2 separate regions of the Homo sapiens genome follow, and region 1 is linked to region 2. A link is a loop called in an ENCODE intact Hi-C map of the cell type or tissue named here. Cell type or tissue: spleen. All regions are shown on one strand. Region 1 overlaps LOC102723340 (a long non-coding RNA gene). Region 2 overlaps CCDC38 (coiled-coil domain containing 38).

The links. Peaks named below come from ENCODE experiments on the same cell type or tissue, not always from the same donor. Only the 100,000 strongest peaks of a DNase experiment are listed, where the experiment ranks them.
Region 1: it touches region 2 in a loop (5-fold over the local background); 77 of 110 quality-filtered maps call a loop at or near these places.

What each region holds. Positions count from the first base shown.
Region 1 is chr12:95,998,029-96,000,528 of GRCh38, reverse strand. LOC102723340 (a long non-coding RNA gene) reads right to left here. Exons shown (of 4, transcript XR_945237.4): 2 at 2,102-2,198; 3 at 269-438. Among named protein-coding and RNA genes, the nearest start is that of HAL, 2.9 kb to the right of the region's middle. RefSeq lists enhancers at 1,778-1,837, 2,284-2,500. In spleen, CTCF peaks have their summits at 1,481 and 1,686; a DNase peak (open chromatin) is centred at 1,722; H3K4me3 peaks cover 6 bases; H3K27ac peaks cover 1,281 bases.
Region 2 is chr12:95,921,274-95,923,773 of GRCh38, reverse strand. The region is part of intron 2 of CCDC38 (coiled-coil domain containing 38); the gene reads left to right. Among named protein-coding and RNA genes, the nearest start is that of CCDC38, 20 kb to the left of the region's middle. In spleen, no CTCF peak of the experiment used is centred here; no DNase peak of the experiment used is centred here.

The sequences.
Region 1 (2,500 bases), 77 kb before region 2:
GGAGTTTGAGACCAGCCTGGCCAACATGGTGAAACCCCGTCTCTACTAAAAATACAAAAATTAGCTGGGCGTGGAGGCACGACTGTAATTCCAGCTACTCAGGAGGCTGAGGGAGGATAAGCACTTTAATCTGGGAGGCAGGGGTTGTAGTGAGCCGAGATGGCGCCATTGCACTCCAGCCTGGGCAATGGAGACTCTGCCTCGAAAAATAAAAAATTAAAAAAAAACCTTAAACATGAATGCTTAGTTGTATTTGCACACCACCTACCTGGTGGACAGCAGATGAACTCCTTACCAGAATGTGTCAACCCTAGCAGGAGCTCTCAACTCCCTCCTCCTGGACCCCTCCGGCTCATCCAGTGGGCTTGTCCTGGTCTCCTGTCCATCAGGGGTCAGATGGCCACCCCAAGCACCAGTCTTTCCCATCCCTCTCACAGTCTGTTCAAAGACAACAAAATAACTTGAACCAAATAAAAGACAAACATAACAAAGCACCCCTGCCAATGCAACGTAGTGCCCCAGGGCATCTCAGCACACATAGCTGTACTAGGTAGAATTATTAGTGTATTAGCTCTATTAGTTAGAATTAATTAGAACCATAGCTGTGTTAGAATTCTTTGATTGCAAGTAACAGCAATCCAAGTGACCAGAAGTCAAAAAGGGAAAAGGAAGATTATTTTAAGGATGCTAGGTATGGGGAGATTATCAGAACCTGGGACGGACAGAAGGGGTCTGATGCCCAGGACTGCAGCACCGTCAGTGCTCCTGTCCCTCACCTCTGCCTCTCTAGTCCACGTTGTACAGGCCGGCCACTCTCCAGCTTTACTGTTACAAATAGCTCTGACCACATGGGGAGGCTATCACAATTCCAAATTCCCAGAGGTGAGACTCTAACCCAGGTTGGGTCCACCTCTGGTCAAATAAATTGTGTAAGAGGAATGGTGTCTTAGAGTATAATTGTTGGCATGGGGTGGGGGTGGGGAGCGGTGTCCTGACCAAATAACCCCTCAAAGTGCTAATGCAGTGACTAAAGTTACAATAGGAGTGAACACCCAAGGTGGGACAGGTATGGAAGAGACATATTCCTGCCTATTCCCGGAATCCTGACTTTTCCCTGGCTCTCACTCTCCCTAGCAGTTTTTGTTTTGTTTTGTTTTGAGACAGGGTCTCACTCTGTCGCCCAGGCTGGAGTGCAGTGGCATGACCATAGCTCACTGCAGCATCAGCCTCTGGGTTCAAGCCATCCTCCCACCTCAGCCTCTGGAGTAGCTGAGACTACAGGCATGCACCACCATGTCTGGCTAATTTTTGTTTTGTAGAGAAAGAGTTTGGCCATGTTGCCCAGGCTGGTCTCGAACTCCTGGGCTCAAGCAATCCACCCGCCTCGTTCTGTCCTCTTGGTCACTTATCTATGCTGCAGTGTGATTCTTTCTCCAGGCTCTGCTCTCCCTTGCCTTCCTTGCCAAGAATACAGAGAAGGGAGTTCAGCTCAAATCACTGGCATAAGATCATGTTCTAAGATTAGACTTTAGCAAATCCATTTACCCAAATACTGCTCTTTAAGGCTTCTGCCCTATGAGCTTACAAGACAAGCTGTAAGTTAATGTCGTTTTTAGTTATCACTTAGTGATACTGAAAGTGAATTGTGACAAGGGATGCTTGAAGGGTGGCATGGAAGGGTGCTGTGAAGAAGGTAGAGGGCGCTAAAGACAAACTTAATCCTGCTTGCTGGTTTACCTAGGGGCCAGCTCGGTGCAGTTCACATTTCTTCAGTTCAGCTAGTAAGCATATGCTAAATGTCTTTGTGCCAGATCGGATATATACATAATTATGGATGAACACAGACAAGTAATTTCCTAGATAATACTAAAGAAGAGCTATGCTAAGGCATCCCAGAGAAGGGCCACTTAACCCAACTGAAGAATTTAGGGAATGCTTCCTGGAGAAGAAAAGGCCTAAACAGGCTTAAGGAGTAAGAAAGATCTAGACAGGCAAAGGAAGTTGGAAAGTGCGTTTCTGGAGAAAGAATAACAAGGAAGACTCTGCTCCACAATGCGTAGGGCCTGAGTTTAGAATCCTCAAACTGCTGGGGGTGACTTACATGGCTGGGAGGTGGTATCACCTGGAAGCTCCTTCCCTCACTAGTCTGATGCCTGGGCTGAAATTACTCAGAAGCTGGTCTCGGCAGTGACAGTCAACTGGAGCATGCAGTAGTTTGGGTTGTTTTGCAGCATGAAGATAGTTAGACCTCTTATTAGTCATCTTTATACAGCTTTATCCATCACCAGACAGTAAGCCTCATGAATGTAGAGCGTGTTTGTTATTTATTTCATCCCCAGCACCTCGCATAGAGCTTGTTACATAACAGGTGTTGAAAAAATATTTGTTAAATGAGTCAAGGAATGAATGGGGGGGGGTGGGGCAGAAGGTTAAGGTGGTTCACATGTGCAGTCCTCAGTTTTCTCACAGATGTAGGAAGTAAGGTCTCCTTCTGAGAATT
Region 2 (2,500 bases):
TAGGTGGGAATTGAACAATGAGAACACATGGACACAGGAAGGGGAACATCACACTCTGGGGACTGTTGTGGAGTGGGGGGAGTGGGGAGGGATAGCATTGGGAGATATACCTAATGCTAGATGACGAGTTAGTGGGTGCAGCACACCAGCATGGCACATGTATACATATGTAACTAACCTGCACATTGTGCACATGTACCCTAAAACTTAAAGTATAATAATAATAAATTAAAAAAAAAAAGACACTTGGGATAGGGCAGAATCTAAGTTTGTAGAGTTTCTCTTGGAAGAAGAGAAGGCTGATTGGGGAAGAGGTGTCCAGCCCACTAATTACTCATCCCCTGGAGGACAACAGTGGCTCCATATTGGGATGTCTGGGGTCCAGCCCTGGCCTGGGAGTGATGGTATATAAGGCATAGGTCCATGGACTCTGTAAACACCACTGTATTAGGCAGAACTCTCCAGAAAAACAGAACCAATAAGAAGGAGATTTACTATGAGTAATTGGCTCATATAATTATGGAGGCTGAGAAGTCCCATGATTTGCCATCTATACGCTGGAGACCCAGGAGAGCTGGTGATGTAATTCAGTCAGACTCAGAAAGCCTGAGAAGCAGGGGAACTGATGGTGTGAGTTCCAGTCTCAGCATAGGAGAAGATGAGATGAGATGTCCCAGTTCAAGCAGTGAGGCAGAAAAGAAGGGGTTACTTCCTAATTCCTCAGCCTTTTCTACTCAGACCCTCAAGAGATTGGACGAGACTCACCCACATGGATGAGGGCAGTCTACTTTACTGAGCCCACCAATTCAAATGCTAATCTCACCTGGAAATACCCTCACAGACACAACCAGAAATAACATTTAATCTGGGAACCCATGGCCCAGTCAAGTTGACGCACACAATTAACCATCACAGGCACCTGGCCCCAGGTCCTTTTGAGTCCTCAATCTCTGTGGCTACCTCCTGGTCTTCAGCCTGTTGGCTTTGCTCGTCTACACTTCTGCTGTCCCAGAGTCTAGCTGCCTGGACCCACCCTCAGCTGTTTCTACTTCATGTTTTTAAGGCCTAAAATTGTATGTGCTGCCTTGACATATTTCAGCCTCACAGGGCCCCAAAAGCCTAACCATAAATCCTCTTGCTCTTGCCAAATATGACGTCCACCTAGCAGGAAACTCTCCCGGCCTGGCTAGTTCCTCTATCAATTGGACCAGCTGCATTCCACCTGGTCTTCAACCTAATGGGTTTCACTGCACTGTCAGCCATGAAATTATTCAAACAAGTCAATCACATCCTCCTGTGGGGACCAGGGGACACCTCAGCCTTTTGTTACTACAAAGTTGCCTCCCACCACTGGTGATTCACTGTGCTCCTGAGTGCAATTCCCATGTGGCACTGCATTGCAGGCAGCATTCTCCTCCCCCAGGCTATGAGTATATATGACTTATAAACTGCTTTCAGTCTCATATGTCCAGTGTTGGGTATCATGTGTTCAGCTATCTCGTAGTATTTAGGATGGGGGATTCACTCCATCACCATCAGGGTGAATAGGAGATGATCAGAGTACTCTGTGTTGAACCCAAGACTTCCACTCTGCAATTTTCTTTCTCTCTAACTCATGACTTACAGAAAAATGTGTTTGGAGTTTCTATAATCCCAGCCACTCCCACTTTCTACACTGAATCTTTGGGCAAATGGCTGCTTCTCAGGTAGACTTTAAGCTCCAGTCCATTAATTCCTTAAACTTTGGTCCACTAGCTCTTAGTCCTGGATGTACATTACAGCCACCTGGGGGACTCTCAAAATATTCCAGTGCTGATGTTTCCTTGACAAATTAAGTCAGAATATCTGGAGGTGGGTGGAGCCAAAATGATTCTAGTGATTTGGGGCAAGAATCATTGAGTTTCTTCACAGGCCCTCTGCTTGCTGGGAGGATGTGGAGTCTTTTTGTAAGGTTGAGGTGGACATGGGATGTGGGGTAAGAGTTGGGGAATGTGTCTTCAGGAATCCTCTTCCTATCTTCCTATCTCTGATTTAAGGTGTCAACTCCAGGCTCCCAGTATTCTTGGTTATATGGTTTGGCTCTGTGTCCCTACCCAAATCTCATCTCAAATTATAAACCCCACATGTCAAAGGAGGGACCCGTAATCCCCATGTGTTGAGGGAGAGAGGTGATTGGATCATGGGGGCGTTTTCCCCCATGCTCTTGTGATAGTGAGTGAGATCTCACAAGATCTGATGGTTTTATACATGTTTGGAAGTTCCTCCTTCATGCTTCTCTCTCCTGCCACCTTGTGAAGAAGGTGCTTGCTTCCCCTTAGCCTTCTACCATGATTGTAAGTTTCCCGAGGTCTTCCCAGCTATGCAGAACTGTGAGTCAATTAAACCTCTTTCCTTTGTAAACTACCGAGTCTCAGAGAAGTTCTTTATAGCAGTGTGAAAATAGACAATTACACTTGACCTTGACTATTGGTTTTGAAAGCCAAGATTTCCATCCTGCCAC